3 separate regions of the Homo sapiens genome follow, and regions 1 and 2 are each linked to region 3. Evidence: chromatin loops called from intact Hi-C (ENCODE). Cell type or tissue: ascending aorta. All regions are shown on one strand. Links, peaks and the distances in the headings refer to the core of each region. The heading gives the core; the rest is flanking DNA. Region 1 overlaps FARP1 (FERM, ARH/RhoGEF and pleckstrin domain protein 1). Region 2 overlaps MBNL2 (muscleblind like splicing regulator 2). Region 3 overlaps IPO5 (importin 5).

The links. A loop is a pair of places that touch in the nucleus more often than their neighbours do. Peaks named below come from ENCODE experiments on the same cell type or tissue, not always from the same donor. Only the 100,000 strongest peaks of a DNase experiment are listed, where the experiment ranks them.
Region 1: it touches region 3 in a loop (4-fold over the local background); 3 of 110 quality-filtered maps call a loop at or near these places.
Region 2: it touches region 3 in a loop (4-fold over the local background); 2 of 110 quality-filtered maps call a loop at or near these places.

The regions. Positions count from the first base shown.
Region 1 is chr13:98,447,759-98,454,348 of GRCh38, forward strand. It overlaps FARP1 (FERM, ARH/RhoGEF and pleckstrin domain protein 1), which reads left to right. Exons shown (of 27, transcript NM_005766.4): 27 at 478-6,590. The coding sequence ends at 559. STK24 (serine/threonine kinase 24) reads right to left here. Exons shown (of 11, transcript NM_001032296.4): 11 at 1-5,451. The coding sequence ends at 5,415. Among named protein-coding and RNA genes, the nearest start is that of FARP1-AS1, 15 kb to the left of the region's middle. In ascending aorta, for the core only: no CTCF peak of the experiment used is centred there; DNase peaks (open chromatin) are centred at 2,946 and 4,133; H3K27ac peaks cover 1,650 bases.
Region 2 is chr13:97,270,991-97,277,580 of GRCh38, forward strand. MBNL2 (muscleblind like splicing regulator 2) reads left to right here. Exons shown (of 9, transcript NM_001382683.1): 2 at 4,642-5,419. The coding sequence starts at 5,246. All of the region lies in intron 3 of LOC101927385 (a long non-coding RNA gene), which reads right to left. Among named protein-coding and RNA genes, the nearest start is that of MBNL2, 52 kb to the left of the region's middle. In ascending aorta, for the core only: no CTCF peak of the experiment used is centred there; no DNase peak of the experiment used is centred there; H3K4me3 peaks cover 1,081 bases; H3K27ac peaks cover 4,620 bases.
Region 3 is chr13:97,973,351-97,979,940 of GRCh38, forward strand. It overlaps IPO5 (importin 5), which reads left to right. Exons shown (of 29, transcript NM_002271.6): 4 at 3,343-3,436. The coding sequence starts at 3,347. Among named protein-coding and RNA genes, the nearest start is that of IPO5, 23 kb to the left of the region's middle. RefSeq lists silencers at 2,588-3,317, 3,498-3,847. In ascending aorta, for the core only: no CTCF peak of the experiment used is centred there; DNase peaks (open chromatin) are centred at 2,551 and 3,171; H3K4me3 peaks cover 3,715 bases; H3K27ac peaks cover 2,553 bases.

The DNA of each region.
Region 1 (6,590 bases), core at 1,069-6,068, 470 kb after region 3:
GATCGATTGAGCCCAGGAGGTAGCTACAGTGGGCGATAACTGCACCACTGAACTCCAGTATGAGTGACAGAGCCAGACCCTGTCTCAAAAAAAAAAGAAAAAGAAAAAAGGAAGGGAGAGCTTCCACTAAGCAGGATGGGACACGTCCCGCCATTCTCTGCCATGTCCATGAAAATAGGAGGTAGCGTTCTCCCCAGCAACCAGAGGCCACCTCGCTCCTAACTGCTCCAATGGAGCGGGCAGTGTCACTGCAGCAAGGTACTTCCAGCTCCACACTGAGTGAGTGCCCAGGCCAGTGGGTCTCCACTGTACCTCAGGAACGCCTGGGTGCTGGCTGTTCCCTTGCTCTTCTGCTGAAGTGGCAGATTACCAACCAGGCGGCCTGACTTCACCTTGTGTTTCTGTAAGCGATGCCCACCAAAGTGTCAGGAGTCCGTCCAAACAAAAGGTTGACTAACTGGCGTTCCCGTGTTGCAGGTGGATGGAAGTGATCCGCAGTGCCACCAGCTCTGCCTCGCGACCCCACGTGTTGAGTCACAAAGAGTCTCTTGTGTATTGATGGCCGGACACACTCGTTTCCGCAGTGGCTGCTTTCCTGGAAGACGTTTCCTTTCTTCTGTATTAATGAAGCCTGGTAAAATTAACACCTGTCTGAAAATCAAAAACATGGCTTCCCAGCAGCTCTCCTGTCTCCACAGCCGCGTTTTTTAACCCCGACCTCTCAGCGTCTGAATGAACAGCGCTCCCACCTCCAGTCCTGGCATCCGCTGGGGGCGCTGTTCTTTAGCTAGTGCCAGTATTAAAACATTGTCATTACGAGAGTGCCAAATGACATCTTCCCTCCACCCTGCCCCTGAAAAACAGTACACACACATCCGTTCAACACAAGACAGGGCAAGTGTTTTTCTTCCTAAAAAAAGTTCTTTCTTTTATTATTTTCACCTATTGGCTGCTGCATTTTACGAAGTGGACTTCCCGGTGTTTGTTTGTTTGTTTGCAATACACTCAGTGCAGCCTTAAGCAAATGAGATCATTTTCAGATTTCATTTTTTTTTTCAGTCTTTCTACTTTTGTAATAATAGGAAGTTAGTAGGACTCACTTCTCTGATTAATAAGCAATTTGCAGCACACAGCGTTCCACTGCGGGGTTTCACGCTCACCTGAAAACACCTGTTCCCAACCTACTTCTTGGTGCAAGTTGACCAAATCGTTTTAAGTGGTAACTCTTTCCAACCGTAGCAGGGTTGTTTTCTGTTAAGCAAAGCCGAGATCCAGTGCAATACCTGGACTGTCACCGTCCTGTGAGTGGTGTACACAATGGGAAGATAATAAGCCGTGGTGTTTTGCTGTCTGTCTGTGTCACAAGCATGAAAACCCGTGTGTCATTGATCAGCACCATTTGTGGTATGTTCCGTGATGAGCGTTTAGTGAGCCTGCTGGCTGCAGAGCACTATGAAATCATGGTACGTAGTCCCCGGCACCTGTCGTTATTCCTATATCCTCCTGCAACTGTGGTTTGAAACTGCGCATTCTCTAGTAGTATATATCGTGCCTGTCTTCAAAAACATTTCCCTTTTTATACTCATTCCCCCCAGGCATGGGGTAGTGTCAGTCGGACTGCACAGGGAACACGGTTTCCAGTGGCTTTGGCCCCTACTCGGGAAACGTCTGCCTGTTCTCGATGGTGATGGGGTGGCTGCCATTCCCTTGGTTTTCCTAAGCCCTTTCTAACGAGAGTCTCAAACAAGCGGAGGCGAGGGCCAATTCAACCCCATTCTTTCCAGCGCCCCGCACCATAGCACCTGCCCACCTGAGAACCAGGAACGCACCCTCTCTGTGGAGCTCTGACTGGTGTAGCTGGAAACAAACAGCAACTTGCAAACGGACGAAGAGCCTGCCGTGTGTTAATCATTTGCCTTACAAGATGTACCAGACGGTTTCCAGTACTAACAAAGGGAATAAAAATACCTCACGCCACAATCCAGCATATTGATGTTTTAAGGCAAAACAACCAACTTTGTCTGTAGTCTTCATTTTCTGTGTGGGGGGGGAGGGGGGAAGGGGACACTCCAGCAAGGGTTTCTAAAGCCCCAGTGTTCAGAGTGACACAGGGAGGGCCTGCCCCCCACTGTTCCCTATGCTCCCCCCACCTCCAGGCAGGGGCAGAGCAAACAAACAGCTCCGGGCCACACAGCAGCATCAGGCTCCCTCCAGAAGTCACCACTCACTCATTCCTGGAGACTTGGGGACAAGGCAGTCTCCTCAGCTATTTATTTCTGAATGATTGATTGATTCCAAACTACTTGCTGGACACTGGTGGTTCTGACCTGTGACCAGCACCTCTGCTTCCTGTGTGCCCTCAAGAAAATACTAGTGTGGGTAACAGTCCATCTGAGTGGAGTTTGAGACACACTACACATGAGACACACAATGATGCAGATACTCGTTTTCTTGAGCTTTATTGGCCCCTGCATGATACAGTCCCTGTGCTTAAGAACATGCCCTATTAGGTCACTCTGCCTTTGCTGACACATTTTATAGCAGAAATACACAAGCTGTTTTTAAAGGAGGGAAATATAAAAAATGTTTATAAACTGACAGTGTTTTGCCAGAGGAAAGGTACAAAATGCTACATACAGAACCAAACCAGCCACTTCACAAGAGCAATGCAGGGATAAAACTATTGGATAAGGAAGGCAGATGCACTTCCAAGAAAATCAGAACCCAGCAAGAAGTGGCCAGTGCACCCCAAACCACACTGGTGTCCACCTCATTGGCAGCAGCCAGCCAGGACACAGCTCAAAAACGCAGGAGCTACCAGCCACCCAGTCCACGGCCCTCGTCTCCCAGAGGCTGAGTACCTCCCCAGGCTGCAGGCTCTGGGCAGCTGAGCCAGGAGCAGCTCAGGGCTGGCACTGAGAGGCTACTGGTGACAGTAAACCCGTCTCAAAGGCTGGGCCTGGCTACAGACCAGCAGCAGTTGACGCTGAGGCAGGTTCCAGTGGTAGCCCTGGTGCCTGGGCTCTCTCTTAATGCAGGCCTGGAAGTGGCGACACAAAAGCCAGCTTCCTTGGCTAAGATGCCCTTAAAAACATTGGGGCTGATTTTGTGCGTCTACAGAAAGTAACAGCCCAGGAGAGAATGTACACAGAGGCGAGCTTTCTAACTCCATCAAACCCCACCTCCCCCGACAGGAAATGCTGCCAGTCAACTCTAAAAGAACCACTTGTTGCTCTACGGGGGAAGGGGCTGAGTATGATTTGTCTGGCGACTGCAGAGACTCCCCGTTCATACCAGTATTCATTAGAACCCAGTCCCTCGAGCGGCTCACCCACTGTTACTAGCATGAGACTGGCTTCAGTGCTAAAAACTGTGATGTCATTGTCCATTTGTAAATCTGAAGAACTCTGTAAATCAGAAAAGCTGCTGTCCGCCCTGGCTCACTTAAAAATCAGGTAACGGCACACCCTGGGGAACACAGACTCAATCTGTGTGATTCGCAAGGACAAAACTCATCTTTGACTTATGCCGCCGGCCTCACGTAAGGAAACAGTTCCCCACACAGAATACTCCCTGGAAACACAAAATGAAATCTTCTCCAATTTTATTATTCAACATAACATTCTTGTATGGAGTAATGAGTACAATAAGAATTAGCAACTCAGTTCTATTTCCCCAACCAAAATATATCCCTTATACAAATTAAGAGTTCAACCCAAATCCACTTCTAATAAAATACCTCAATTTTAGAGCTTAAAAACCAGACTGCACTAGCAAACCGACACAATAACCCACTCAAGCATCTGTAGCTCAGGGCTCTGTCCCCTCCCTATAGCTTAGAGGCCACTAGACCAGCAGATAGCTGAGCTACATCCCCAAGCTCACCCACTAACTTCCTTGCTTCCAAAAATCCTGTCTTAACTCCACAAGAACTGGCACACCCACGGGAGATGTCAATCATCAGCTTCAACAAACATAAAAGAATGCTTCATGTACCAGTCAACAGCTGCTGCACGAACCCTCCCACTCCAGAAACCCAGAGATTTTCCCCCTCGCCAAGCAAGGTCCCACAGCAAACCAAGAAAAACAGACACACTGGCTGCCTGCCTAGCAAGCATAGGCCCCTTCCAGAGAAGCAAAATAACTCTTAAGGTCCCCGGCAACCGCTACAGCAATCGCACAGATCAGCAACCTCCAACTGCATCATCTCGGTGAGCAAGTGCGCAAGCAGTCCAGGGCGCTGACCTGGGCACTCGGCAGCTCCAGGCCTGGGGACTTCTCCCTGGAGTCTTCCAAAGTGTCTCATCACACACACACAGCCACGAGTACACACGCACGGCCACACATACACAGCAGGTGCCCTGTCCTCTGAAGAGTCACATTTCAAGGAGTATGCAAAATAAGCGTGTTATAAAATTTATTTGTGTAAGCATTCAGACATTTTTAGGTGGGAAAGATGATATGCAGAATCCACTACAAGGTGCAACAGAAAATCGTATTGGAAAGGACGGTACATCTGGCGCAGACCAGCAGTGGCACGATTCCAAACAAATGTCAGACGAGAGCGCTTCATGGGGAGAAACTGAAAATTATAATTTAAAGCTTCATGAGGCAAGATATGTTCCAATTTAAAACACTAAGAAATAGTACCATCGATGAAAAAGGAAATCAACCTCTAGGTGTACCAAAAGGGGCGTAGGGCAAACGGGGAAAATTTGCATTTGTTGAGGTACAAATAGGAGTGTTCTGTAAGAGAGGGGCATTAATTATTAATGACAAACCCTGCAAATACAAAATAAAACCCAAATCACTGGTCACAGAATTCAAAATGTACATGTAATAAAGGCAAGGCAATAGACTCAAGTTATGGCCTGTCGAATATTTACTCCACTGACGTTATCTACAGAAGCACTTGGCCAGTTTGTACACAGTGATTCCTTATGCACGCCGAAAGGGTTTCCGTAAAAATGACATTATATACAAATCTGTACACCCATCCACCAGAGCGATTCTCCAGCTCCCAGAGGGAGTTATCAACTTAAAGCAGGATACCTGAGGTTTCATGTCTTTAGTTGCCTTATCATAATCCCAAATATACATTTCAGGGTTTGTTTTTGTTTTTAAAGACACTTTCCTGGAATATGTGCACTATGGTTAAAATTAAAAACAAAAGTAATAAAATAAAATAAAATGATCGCTGGAAGGAGCTGACCCTCCCCACCCATCTGAGAGACTTCATCTGGCTGCAGCACAGTGAAGACTGTGTGTGTCCCTGGACGGGCGCCTGGCGCTGGGGTGGCTCCCAGTGGCGCACCTCTTCGGTGGAGTCAGCGAAGGCTCTCGTTGACTTTTAAAAAAGGAGGAGGATGAAGAAGGAAAAAAGGAAAAACAAAACCCCAAATGCCAAAGGAATTTCAGTGGGATGAAGTTCCTCCACCACTTAGAGAGTATCTAGGGAAAAAGAGAGAGAGAGAAGTCAACACATGTCATTTCTCATCCCTGTGCAAAAATTCATATAGTAACCAAAATCTTAGTTTTCATAAGAAATTCCAAGTCATACAAAAATAAGTGGAGCAAATATCAATGTGTAAGTCTAATTTTAAAAGAATGCATATAAAGACTGAGAAGATCATGATTCTTACACAAAAACTCCAGAGCATGTCACCAAAAACCAAGAATGGGTTCAGCCTCCCTGGAGAGATGTGAATAAAACGGGAAATCATATCCCTTTTACTTACGATCAATTGTCAAAAAGTGAACATTGATCCATACATGATGACACAGTAAGATTCCAGGGATGCATATGCATTCCCGATGTGAGGGCAGGAAACCCATTTTGGCCATAAAAATAGTGATGCAGTCCAAGAATCTATTTCCTAGAACTGCTTCCGAAATATGGTCCAAAGCAGGAACAACGTGTCTGCACAAAGATGTCTCTCGGGATTTTCGTAATTACACTAATTTGGAAACAACTCTGATGCCCAACAGTACAGAATCAGTTAAGTAAATTATACAAACTGAAATAACAGACTAAAAATGGTAATTATCTGTATTTACATATATATATTAAAGCAATATTAAAAATATGTACAAGTTTAAAAGTACATACAAAATTACAGATTGGGCATCCCTTATCTGAAATGCTTCTGGCTTTGGATCTGGGAATATCCGCATTATACTTACCAGTGTGCAGCCCCAAATCCGAAATCTGACATGCCCCAGAGAGCAGTTCCTTTGAGCCCCATGCTGGCGCTCAAAAGTTTCAGATTGGGGATTTGGGATATTCAGCCTGTATATGTGCACTATATAAGTATATTTACATGAACAACTTCTGTATCCTAAATTAAGTACTATAGAAATTCTAAAAAATCTTCTTTGCACTATAAGGTAGATAAGAGAATTCAGTAAGTTTATGACCTGGTATGACAACAGAAGGCAATGCACCCAAAGATGCTGATGAGATTTGGGCTACAGTGGTGGGATCATGGGTAATTTCTGTGTCTTCCAAAAATTCTACAAGATTGTCTTCAGAAGACAACAAAGGGTGAGAACGGGGTCCCCTCATGACCACAATTCCCTCAACCATTTTA
Region 2 (6,590 bases), core at 1,064-6,063, 700 kb before region 3:
AGAGGCTATGATAACAGTATGTTGTACCTGTGATATAATGCACACCTCTTTCCTTCTGAAACATCTTTGCTGTACAAGTGACTCTGGCCATCAGAAAGCTTGGGTACACCTGCTCTTTTTTGTTTTTTTTTTTTTGTTTTTTTTTTTTGAGACAGAGGCTCTCTGTGTTGCCCAGGCTGGAGTGCAGTGGCGCGAGCTCACTGCAATCTCCACCTCCTAGGTTCAAGCAATTCTCATGCCTCAGCCTCCCAAGTAGCTGGGATTACAGGCGTGTGCCAGGCTAATTTTTGTATTTTTAGTAGAGACAGGGTTTCGCCATGTTGGCCAGGCTGGTATCAAACTCCTGGCCTCAAGTGATCTGCCCATCTTGGCCTCCCAAAGTGCTAGGATGACAGGCGTGAGCCACTGCACCCAGCCTACTCCACTTTTTAAGATTTATTTATTTATTTATTTCTAAAAAAAAACAAACAAAAAACAAAACAAAAAAAAACAGGATACATGTGCAGAATGTGCAGGTGTGTCACATAGGTATACGTGTGCCACGGTGGTTTGCTGCACCTATTGACCTGTCCTCTAAGTTCCCTCCCCTCACCCCGTAAACCCCCAGCAGGCTCTCGTATGTGATGTTCCCCTCTCTGTGTCCATGTGTTCTCAGTGTTTAACTTCTACTTATGAGTGAGAACATGCCGTATTTGGTTTTCTGTTCCTGTGTTAGTTTAATGAGGATGATAGCTTCCAGCTTTATCCATGTCCCTGCAAAGGACATGATCTCATTCCGCTGCATAGTATTCCATGTTGTATATGTACCACATTTTCTTTATCCAGCCTATTATTGATGGGCATTTGGGTTGATTTCATGTCTTTGCTATTGTAAATAGTGCTGCAATAAACATAGGTGTGCATGTGTCTTTACAGTAGAATGATTTATATTCCTTTGGGTATATATACCCAGTAATGAGATTTTTGGGTCAAATGGTGTTTCTGGTTCTAGATCCTTGAGGAATCACCATACTGTCTTCCACAATGGTTGAACTAATTTACATTCCCACCAACAGTATAAAAGCATTCCTATTTCTCCACAGCCTCGCCAGCATCTATTGTTTCCTGACTTTTTAATAATCACCATTCTGACTGGCATGAGATGGTATCTCATTGTGGTTTTGATTTGCATTTCTCTGATGATCAGTGATGTTGAGTTTTTTTTCATGTTTGTTGGCTGCGTAAATGTCTTCTTTTGAGAAGTGTCTGTTCATATCCATTGCCCTTTTCATATCCTTTGTATGTTCATATCAGTTTTTGATGGGATTGTTTGTTTTTTTCTTGTAAATTTGTTTAAGTTCCTTGTAAATTCTGGATATTAGACCTTTGTCAAATGGGTGGGTTGCAAAAATTTTCTCCCATTCTGTAGGTTGCCCGTTCACTCTAATGATAGTTTCTTTCGCTGTGCAGAAGCTCTTTAGTTTAATTAGATCCCATTTATCAATTTTGGCTTTTGTTGCAATTGCTTTTGGTCATGAAGTCTTTCTGCATGCCTATGTCCTGAATGGTATTGCCTAGGTTTTCTTCTAGGGTTTTTTATGGTTTGGGTTTTAAATTTAAGTCTTTAATCCATCTTGAGTTAATTTTTGTATAAGGTGTAAGGCAGGCCATCCCTGCTTTTAAAAGCAAGTTTATCTTAAAGACAAATAGGGTGTGATCTCACTTAGAGGTTCTAAGTGTTCTCACAACTAAAAAATGCTAAGTATGCATATGTTAATTAGCTCAATTTAGCTATTCTACAATGCATACGTATTTCAAAATATCATTTGTATATAATAATCCTATACAGTTTTTGTCAATTCAAATAAATACTTAATTTTAAGCAAGTGTATCTTGGTAGAGTCTGATCATCTGAATTCTGGTGGGATTTTCATAGTAAGTTGAAATGGAAATTCTCCCAGGGGGAAAAAATATATATTTCTTCCAGGGGGAATGAAAAAGGCTTCTTACCTATAAGTATGAATAAAAATGTACAGCATTCACTGAACTGCATTGGAAGCATAGCTCCTGGAGAACTTTTAGGAACATCTGAGTAATTATTCTTGCCATCTATGCAACAGTACCTATGTTTACCTCTTTCTTTTCCTCCATGGGAGCCCTTGGGAGAGACTCTGCTGCCTTTGAGGTTGAGCATCTACCTTGGGTCCTGGTACTGAGGACTTGGGGACTCTACGTAATATTTTTCAAACACTAAGTGTGTTCAGCCCATCATTTGAAATATCCTTGTCATTGGTGCCTCATCTCCCTTGATGCAGGCAGAAATATGTCCTTGTCCTTTGCTTTCCTCATCCTTTGTTCTCCATGGGAGCTAGAGGTGCAGGTTGAGGTAATAAAGATACAAGTCCAGGCTGGTCTATGAAACCCAACCCATATTAAATTTGGTTATTAAACTCATCTTCTTAAGCTCCCTAGCTTAGGCTAGCTGATATTAGCTTCTGTGAATGCAGCGTTGCCAAACAGACATGCAGGAGCCTGCCTGGACCCCTCAAATATTTTATAATTGAAGTTTGCTATGTGTCATAGCTTTCAAGATTGCCAACTTCCTTAAATGTGCATGCAATTATAACTCATGCAAACACTTTTATTAAAATGTAAAAGAATTATTGGGATGAAGTAGCAATTCCCACCAGTCCCAAGAGATGTCCTGCTTAAATAAATGTTCCATCATCAGATAAGCTTGAGACACCATTGAGGCTTCTCCCTTATAAGGGACCCATCAGACACAGCAGCCAAGAAAAGCCCTATTGCAGGCCGGACGCGGTGGCTCACGTCTGTTGTCTCAACATTTTGGGAGGCCAAGATGGGTGGATCACCTGAGGTGAGGAGTTTGAAAACAGCCTGGCCAAGATGGTGAAACCCCACCTCTACTAAAAATACAAAAATTATCTGGGCATGGTGGTGGGCACCAGTAATCCCAGCTACTCGGGAAGCTGAGGCAGGAGAATCACTTGAACTCAGGAGGCAGAGGTTGCAGTGACCCAAGATCACACCACTGCACTCCAGCCTGGGCAACAAGAGTGAAACTCCGTCTCAAAAAAAAGAAAAAAAATTAAAAAACTTAAAAAGCCCTAATGCAAGGAAGCTCGTCTGGCTTGATTTACCCAGAGTTAAATAAACTTAATTGATTTGGGGTCATACTTTTTAAGGGAACACTTGTGAACCACTTAAAAATTATTGGGCCGGGCACGGTGGCTCACGCCTGTAATCCCAGCACTTTGGAAGGTTGAGGTGGGCAGATCACCTGAGGTCAAGAGTTCGAAACCAGCCTGGTCAACATGGTGAAACCATGAAACCCTGTCTCTACTAAAAATACAAAAATTAGCCAGGCGTGGTGTCAGACACCTGTAGTCTCAGCTACTCAGGAGGCTGAGGCACAAGAACTGCTTGAACCCAGGAGGCAGAGGTTGCAGTGAGCCGAGTTCATGCTACTGCACTCTAGCCTGGGTGACAGGGTCCAGTGTGGGTGACAGAGAAAGACTCCATTTCAAAAAAAAAAAAATTATTGCTCTCTGAACTTATTTGTTACCTGCCAATTTAAAATAATCTACTTCCAGTCTTCATTAAGTTCTTCTTAGGTATAAATTTTTTAGAAAGACATCAAGGCTCAGCAGGTATGTAAGGTCATTTGTGGCATATCCTATTTATGAAAATAATCAACTTCTGGACTTTAGTCCTTTATTCATGCTTGTCCCAGTAACTGGAATTTAATGTTTAATGATTTCATAACCCTTGAAAAAGTTAAAAGAAACTGAAGGTGCTTATTTTAGACATCTGAACTTACTGACTATATTTTTGTTGTAGCCATGTGTTTTAACTCCAGCATTCCATACTACAGAGCGTTTTTAGATTATGACTCAGTTAAAAACTAAACTGAACTCAACTAAAACTAATTTACATTCCTGCACTTAGTCATCAGTTAAATTGGTCAATAAATATTTCTTGAGGGTCTAATATACGCCGTAGACTAAGGCACTGGGAATACAGAAATGAAAACTACAAAGAATAGTCTTTGCCCTGTGAATGTTGCAGTGTAAATAGGAAGATAAACATTAGGTAAGTCATGGTGGAGAGGAAGTATTAAGATACCTGAGAAAAAATATCAAGAGGATCCTACCTACCCATCTCCAAGTCCACATCTCTGTAAACTAGGAAGAACATAAAGAAGAAAGAGCCCACACTTCATTCAAAATGACAATATCTTTATTACATAGGAGGGACACATCCCAAATAATTGTTTATAGCATTCCCAACAATAAAATCAATGGCCTAAATGTGAAATTAATTGGAAGCCACAGTCCTAATACACTGTTTTGGCGATTAAGCACATTAGATGGGATTGTTTCAGAAGGCCTAATTATTGTGTCTGCCACACTCATCTGTTTGAGTCATTCCTAACTTTTGGACTGCTGCCTAGACAATTCTGCAATACGGTTTCCGTTGCATATTCTTTTTTTTATTTAATGCATAACTTTTCTCACTATACTCAAAGCTCAAAGCTCTAAACTGTGCTTTTGCAAATTCTAGATAAGAGTTCAATAGTTCGTTGAAGTGGTGATTCCATTGAGTTTGTGTAAAGGTTAATATTTCATTTCTGTTTTGCAGGTTTATCATTTAAAAGTGCCTGTGTGAAGTCACTTTTGCTGGAAAACTGCAGCTTGGGAGCTTTCTTTGTATTCACATCCCACTCTTCTGTCAAGTACACTTTACCCTGACCTTATGAGTGGATGAAGATACCTCAGTTGTCTGACTTTGCCAATTGCTTAATTTCAGAATTTAAAAAGGGGAAAGAAAAACATCCTGCTAAAATATGAACATCTGAGTGTCTTATTTTCCAACATCGTCAATAGCTGTGAGCGTCAGCATTAAATATTCTCCCAAGGAGTGCCATGATATTGAAGTCACTTTATTAATAACAGCTGTATCTGCAAAACAGTCAAGAGACTCGGACGTTGAAAGCCAGAGATGACACTGAGCATGCTTTTATTGCGGCCTACCATCTTTAAGTGGGACATATTGATTGATGAGTGATTGCCTGTCCATACACTCTCTCATCATCCTGTTCCTTGGATTGGACTTCACTAAGCAATTTATCACTCACCTTCAGACTTACATGTGGGAGTTTTCACAACAGTAGTTTTGGAATCATTAGAACTTGGATTGATTTCATCATTTAACAGAAACAAACAGCCCAAATTACTTTATCACCATGGCTTTGAACGTTGCCCCAGTCAGAGATACAAAATGGCTGACATTAGAAGTCTGCAGACAGTTTCAAAGAGGAACATGCTCACGCTCTGATGAAGAATGCAAATTTGCTCATCCCCCCAAAAGTTGTCAGGTTGAAAATGGAAGAGTAATTGCCTGCTTTGATTCCCTAAAGGTAAGAGAATGCGTTTTATGTGTCATTTCAATACCACATTGGAATTGCAAACAGAAGGCTTTTCATTGCATTTTTACAGAAGTTTAAAAATTGCTTTTAGATTCTATTTTCTTGTTTGTGGTGACTGTTGGGAGATTTTTCACTCAAATTTTTTCATATCAGGCATATATAAATTTTTTACATACCCATGTTTAAATTAAAAATACATGATGATGTATTTCTGGTCTGGCATGACATTCATGTACCCAAGAGTTTTAAATCAAAGTCTGGCTTGTGACAACTGAAGATAAATATTTTATCAACATTTGATCTTCTGGAGGTTATATAAAGGTGAAGAAATTGAATGTGTCACTTTTAAGTGCCAGTTATTCTGGCTTAGCTCTTGAAGAGTTTTCTATTCTTATGGCTTTTTTTTTTTTCCTTTGACCGAGTACTTCCTAAAACGCTTTTCTGAAAATGTGTCATGGCTAACAGAAATTATTAAGTACACGCTCAATACTCAATACTTGAGAATCTACTTCATGTGAGTTATATGACAAAAGAAACTAAAGTGATTCAGATGGCACCTTTGATGAGCTTACTGTCTGGCAGGGACAATTCAGCATATCAGCAAGTATCTACAATGCAAGAAGGGGACACATGCCTTGTGGGAGGAACAGACAGCAAAAACATTTCTATGGAGTCCATAGAAGAAAGCTGGTTTCCAACAGACTGTTTCAAGAAATGTTTTTGGAGATTCAAGGCATCTGAGTCATATACTGAGTTGGGTGGAGTTAGGAGGATGGAGAGAATTTAATGAAAGATCTAGAAGTGGCATGAGTTAACCGCTAATGCTGGGGGGTGTATTCAGCCCTAACATTATGAATCTGAGATTGTCTAGGGCGTTCCTACAGGCATAATAATATTGTTTTCAGGAGCAATAAGTAAGGCACATAGGTTAAAAGAGCTCAGTGTTTACATCTCTGCAAGACTTCAGCAAGGTTACCAAACAGTTAAGAAAATTGTTTATCAATGCTCTTGACATATGACTTGAGAAATTATAGAGCTGTTAGTTTACAAAATAGTGACCCTAGCCTATTCTTGGGTGTTAAAGAGACTGAGTTGTCCTTTGGGATAATTTTGTCTTAAGTAAAAAATTATGTCTCATAAGACATAAGTCAAAATTTATAAT
Region 3 (6,590 bases), core at 480-5,479:
TTTTCTTATAAGAAAATGATACTCTTATAAACAATAAGGACACTGTCTATGGGAAATGGGCTTCTAAGTGCAGTAAACTTCCCAGAAGGCTGAGCATTATAAACTCTTCAAAATGGCAAGCCTGCTACCGAAAATACAGTCCCCACTTAGGAGGTTTTCTGGACACCAGAACCAGTCTCCATTGTCAGGACATCTGCTATCTACCCCAAGTTTACTGGAATTTCTCCCATTTTGGGTGGCGGGGTGGTCTCTTCATTCATTAACCTTAAAATTCTTCTCCTTCCCTTTTGATTGGATATTTAAAATGTTAAAATAAGGCTGGGCTGTGATTTCGTGTTCTAGCAGTTGATGTCACCACTAATACAAAATTGTTTTGTTTTTAGCCTGCCTGAAATAATCTTAGGTTTACGCTTTGCCTCGTTAAAAAACAAGCTCCTAGCCGGGTGTGGTGGCGGAGGCCTGTAATCCTAGCACTTTGGGAGGCCAAAGTGGGAGGATCGCCCGAACTCAGGAGTTTGAGACCAGCCTGGGTAACAGGAAGACCCCATCTCTACCAAAACTGGAAACATTAGCCAGGTGTGGTGGCTTGTGCCTGCAGACCAGCTAGTTGGAAGGGCTGAGGTGGGAGGATCGCTGGAGCCCAAGAAGTGGCGGCTGCAGTGAGATCACACCACTGCTCTCCACCCTGGGCAACAGAGTGAGACTCTGTCTCAAAATAATAATAATAACAATAATAATAATAGTAACAAATATCTGCAAACTTGATTGGAATTTCTATTATTTAGTAACTATTAAGCAAATATATGTAACCTACAGACTCATTGCCAATAGAAACACATATCGCAACAGGTGTTAAAAAGTAACTGGAGATCGGGCCATGCCCTAAGCAGCCTCTAAGCAATTTATCATATTTCACTGTTAACCTAGTCATTTGAATGAGTTGTTTTTGTCTGAAATTCTTTTTTTTTTTTTTTGAGACGGAGTCTTGCTCTATCACCCAGGCTGGAGTGCAATGGCACGATCTCGGCTCACTGTAACCTCCACCTCCCAGGTTCAAGTGATTCTCCTGCCTCAGCCTCCCGAGTAGCTGGGATTACAGGCGCCCACCACCACCACACCTGGCTAATTTTTGTATTTTTAGTAAAGACGGGCTTTCACCATGTTGGCCAGGCTCGTCTCGAACTCCTGACCTCAGGTGATCCGCCCACCTCGGCCCCCCAAAGTGCTGGGATTACAGGCGTGAGCCACCTTGCCCGGCCTGTAATTCTTAAAACCTTAATAACCTTGGCTGATGATGAAACCTCCTCAGAATCCAGATACCCCAACGACCCACAAAAAAAAAAAAAAATCAAAATCAAACAAAAAAAAGCTGCCCCAAAGTAATGTGCATAGTGGTTTGTCTAGAAGAAATAACGTGGCATAAGAATGAAAACTTGTCACATCTAAGAAATATAAATTCAACAAAGATAGGTCTGCAGACCTCCTGTAGAGAACCCATCATTGTCATGGCCCAAAACTTTCTAAGAGAATTTTCTCTAGGAACCAATTAGAATCCTTTAGAAAAAAATCTTGGCTGGCCATCCCAATTGCACGTGGATCCCAGGGCTCAGCCCAGATTCTAAACACAGTGGCCAAGATTTAAAATCATTCACCAAAGAGCAAATGTTTTGACTTTCAAAGAGCAGAACTGCAGCAGAATAGCCAACAGGAAATTAAATTCCCTAAGTTAAATACTATGTACTGCCAGCGGTGTAGAACTACTCTTCCATCTCACCCAGTATGAAACCTCCTCACTAGAGATGTAGTGTCCCTTTGGGGCAGAAATGAATTGTTTTTGTAGCTGGGCGCAGTGGCTCATGCCTGTAATCCTAGCACTTTGGGAGGCCGAGGCGGGGGGAGGGCGGGGGGGGCTGGTATCGCCTGAGGTCAGGAGTTCGAGACCAACTGGGCCAACTTGGTGAAACCCCGTTTCTACTAAAAATACAAAAAAGTTAGCTGGGCATGGTGGAACATGCCTGTAATCCCAGGTATTTGGGAGGCTGAGGCATGAGAATTGTTTGAACCCGGGAGGCAGAGGTTGCACTAAACCGAGATCGCGCCACTGCACTCCAGCCTAGGCGACAGAGCAAGGCTTCCACTGACACCCTTAGCCCAATGTATTGGATACAACAGGGTCTCAACAAAAGTACCCTCTGATTTGTACACTGCTCTCTGCCTTTGGCAGCCCCAGGAGTTAAAGAACATCGCGTGTATTATCTGCGCATTAGAATGCTGAAATTGAAATTACGCCTCTAGGTTCCTAGACTGAGATTGAGATAATCAGCCCTGTAAACCAGGGCTCCTTTAGGAAGAAAGGTGTCTCTCTTGACGTTCCCCAATCATTGCGAGAACAGAATCCCTAAACAAGGGATTCAAGGGAACAGTCACAGATCCTGGGGTGGGGGCATGTTTGCTACGTGTACATCCGAAGACGACCGCGGGCTGGGGACGGGCGGCCTGGCGGGACAGCCCCGGGCTGAGTAACCCCTCTTCCGGGCAAGCCCCAGGCGTGAGTCACTGGAGAGCGCGACGGGAGGAAGGGGCGCCCTGAGTCCACAGCCCTGGGGGAGGTCGGAGGGTCTGAAAGCGAGAAGTCCGTGAGTAGAAGGTACGTAGGAAGTGGGTCTAAAGGGACTGCCTTCCTGGGGGTGGGTGAAGGGCTGGATCCCAGGGAGCGAGGGACCAAAGGGGTGGGGCCTGCTCCAGCGGCCACGGGGAGGGGCCGGGGGTCGCTAGAAGGAGGCCGACCAGCCCGCGGCGCCGAAATCTCCCGCGCTCAGCAGCTGGCCCCTCCTCCCCGGCCAGGCCTCAGGCCCCTTGCCGCGGCCGGGCCCGCCGGCCGGCTCCTCCCGCTGTCCCCGCGACGCAGCCCTGGCCCCAGCCCAGGCCTCGACCTCGACCTCAACCCCGACCCCGACCCCGATCCCAGCCCTGGCCCGGCTGCGAAGCCGCCAGCCTACCCAACCGGCGTACAGCCGGCGGCCCCCGATGCGCGGCCACTGACGGCACCGCAGGGTGCGTGGCCAATCAGCGCGGCCCCCGAGGAGGCGTCCTCGGCCCCGCCCCCCTGCGCCCAAGGCCAGTGAGGCGCCGGCGCCGGCGGCCGCGGCGGGGTGAGAGGCCGCGAGGCCCCGCCCCGTCCTCCCCTTTCCCCTTTGCCCCGCCCTTCCCGCGCGGCCCCCCGCAAGCCCCGCGCCGCCGCTGGTGCCGGTCCCCGCGCTGGGCCCGCCCCCGCCCCTCCCGCGGCCCGCGAGCGCGCCTCACGGCTCCTGTCTCCCCTCCCTCCTTCTCTCTCACGCCTAGCGCAATGGCGGCGGCCGCGGCGGAGCAGCAACAGTTCTACCTGCTCCTGGGAAACCTGCTCAGCCCCGACAATGTGGTCCGGAAACAGGCAGAGGTAACCGAGTTCGCCGCCCCAGTCTTCGCGCCCTGGCCGGCGCGCCGACCCTTTACCGACGCCAGCCGCACCGGGCCTCGGCCGGTCCGCGGCGGCCGCGCAGGCTGGGCCCGGCGGGCGGCGGCCGCGCAGCCCACGTGTGAGGCGGCCCGCGGCTCCCGGTCGTGCCCCCGGGCTTTTCCGGCCATTGCTGCCGCGGCGCCTGGCACCAGTTACCTCCCCGCCGCCGCTCGCACCCACGTGCGGCCGCTCCCGACGCGCCCCCGTCCAGGTGTGGGGTGCCGGGCGGGCCCGGGGCCCCAACTTCGCTGGCCACCCCGCTTCCCAGCTCCCCGCTTGCCCCTTTCCCGCTTTCTCCCAGTGGGAGCCCCCACTGCCCTTCCAGCCGCTGTCTCCACCCAGCCTAGCGCTGTGGGTCTCCCAAACCCTGGCTGCTACCTGACCCGTCACGCCTGCTTCTACCCCTGCTCATCTCCCACACCGTCTGTCCCTCTCTTTTTAAATATGTGCCCTGCCTTGTCCCTACTGCCTTTTTCCATTTAGTTCTTTCTCATTCTAGTTCCTAACATCAGAAGCCAGATTTCCCTACCCCCTCCCACCTCCAGTTTTGTGAAGTTGCCTTTAGGGTTTCTTTCTATGCAGTTTCCACCTTACTCTGGGCTTATAATACACTTACTCTGCTCTTCAGACAAATTTTCTTTGCTCTCTAGAGAATCGTGGGATAAATGGGATGTAGTGGGACTTCCGTTGTTTAACTGGGCCAGTACCATATGTTTAAGTCTTCAACTTCATTAAATCTAACCGTAATCTCTTTTTTTCAAACCACCTCTTGTTCCTGGCCTCCAAAATGTGGAGAGACTTTCAAGTGACAGTATTTTAAATATATCTGTAAGCTCATTTACCAAGTTCACTAGAAGACTGATGTTACATTTTCAGCGTTGAGACCACGATTCTTGTGGGATACTTCCAGGGGAGGGAGAAACTTTCCAGTTTCTTAGCTGACCGCCAAACTTGGTTATATATGGGGTTTTTGCAACCATGCGATTGTAGAGTTTCATAAGATTAAGTGAAGGATGTTCAGCCAGATATTTTTAAATAACAAAAATTAATTTTACATATAGCCAATGAAATTGACTGCAAGTCCTCTTCTGAACTCAGGCCTGAAGACTTTTCCAGGTGTCTTTGAAACGACGGTGGTAATCGTTGTTTTGAATAGATGGTGGATATGCTGGTTACACTTAGGGGTTTTATATTAAGTGAAGTAAACACACCCAAAATTCGGTTCTATGTGAAAAAGCATTTTCTACTATTCACTTCATTAAGTTTTTATTTATTATACATGTAATACATGTTCAGGGTAAAAATTCAAACAGTGAATCGTTTCTTATCCCGTTTCCCAAAGGTGACCGCTTGTGTCGTGAATCTTCGCTGAAAATTTAACATACACATTCATTTTTTACTTAATGGGCTTATAATACTATTTACACTATTTTGCAACTTGAATTTTTCACTCTATATTTCACATTGCCTCATAAGTGAGGTTTTGGTCAGCTATAGATTATACATCATATGGATAGATATTTATATAAGCAACCCTCTATGAAATGGATATTGCGGTTTCCAGTGACCTGCTCTTTTAAAAATAGTACTATGCGCAGGAGTACATGTATACCTATCTTTGCATACTTTGCCAGGTTTGCTTGTAGAATACTGAAAAGTAGCATTTGTTCCTAGAAGTGATATGCATGTATTGCACCAGTTTGCCTTGGGGATATGATGATGCTTTAAAAAAAAAAATTAATGCTTTCTGGTAACTCTTGAGATAATTTTTCGCCAAAATAACTTTTTAATCCCAGCATGAAAATAATAGAAATTTTCATGTGTTACAAAGCAGAACAGCATTGTAATTAGTAAGCTAGTTTAATTCTCTCTGTTCCCTCCAGTTGCTTAAGTCTCTATTGTCAAGCCTAGTGGGGAATCTCTCTTCTATTGAACTAAATACCAGTGTCTGGTTTAGCTTGAATTCCAATTGGTGCCTGTTGTAAATCTTTTATCACTTACATCACTTTGGGGATAGTTATCAGCATTCAGCACATTTTCTCATAAAGAACAATTGGAAATAAGTACTGTTATTCTCTTAGTCTCTTTATTCCTAGTGAAAACATTCAGATACTAGGTTTTTACTTTCTTTGTATATCCTGAGAATGTATTAATATGTAAACTAAGTACTGTGATACAGAATTTTCTAATTTGACCTCCAAAAAAGTAAATGTTAAGAGAAGCTCTCTGGTGCCATAGAATGCCCCTTTCTTTTTTGCCTAATGAAATAAGCGTTTTATAAGAGATCAAATGAAATAAAATTAGCATTAAGTCTGATACAGCAAATATAGAAATATTTTCTATGAACTGAAAAATTGGCCAGGGCTCAGTAAATATCTTTGTAATTTACTCATTCAAAATAAAAATACTTAGTCGACACATAAATACCAAACTGTTGACTAAGGTGACTTTTGTATTCAAATATGGTTATATATTTGGTTGAAATCATTGAAGAGACGTCAAAACTCTAAAAAGTTAAAACTTTTTTCGTCGTATATGCCATTTAGTAGGCTTTATAGTTTATTTCTATTTTTAAAAATCTGTAAGGATATTTCTCTTTAACTTTATAGAAAATGTTTCTCATTTGAAGAAACGTATGTGAATGTCCCTGAGTCTCAGAATACAATAACGTGAATAAACCATTGAATAAATAGTTGACAAGTAGTGCAAAGTACAGTATTCATGGTATTTATCACTAGACATTTTTATATGACATAAGCTTAAGTATTTATTAATCATATGCATGGATTTTATTTTCTTACTAAGGTTCTCCATACAGAATTTGTTCCTCATTGACTCTAATAGAGAATTTCATTGAGTGTTTTTTGTAGAGACAGGGTCTTGCTGTGTTGCCCAGGCTGGTCTTGAACTCCTGGCCTCAAGTGATCCTCCCATCTCCCAAAGTGTTGGAATTACAGGCATGAGCCACCACACCCAGCCCATTGTTGAGATTTCAATAGACAGAGGATAACATTGAAAAATATACCTGATTGTTGAGGAACCAGGGTGTTAATAGATAAAAGTCATGTGTCCCCTCTTTTACTTTTCCTCATAC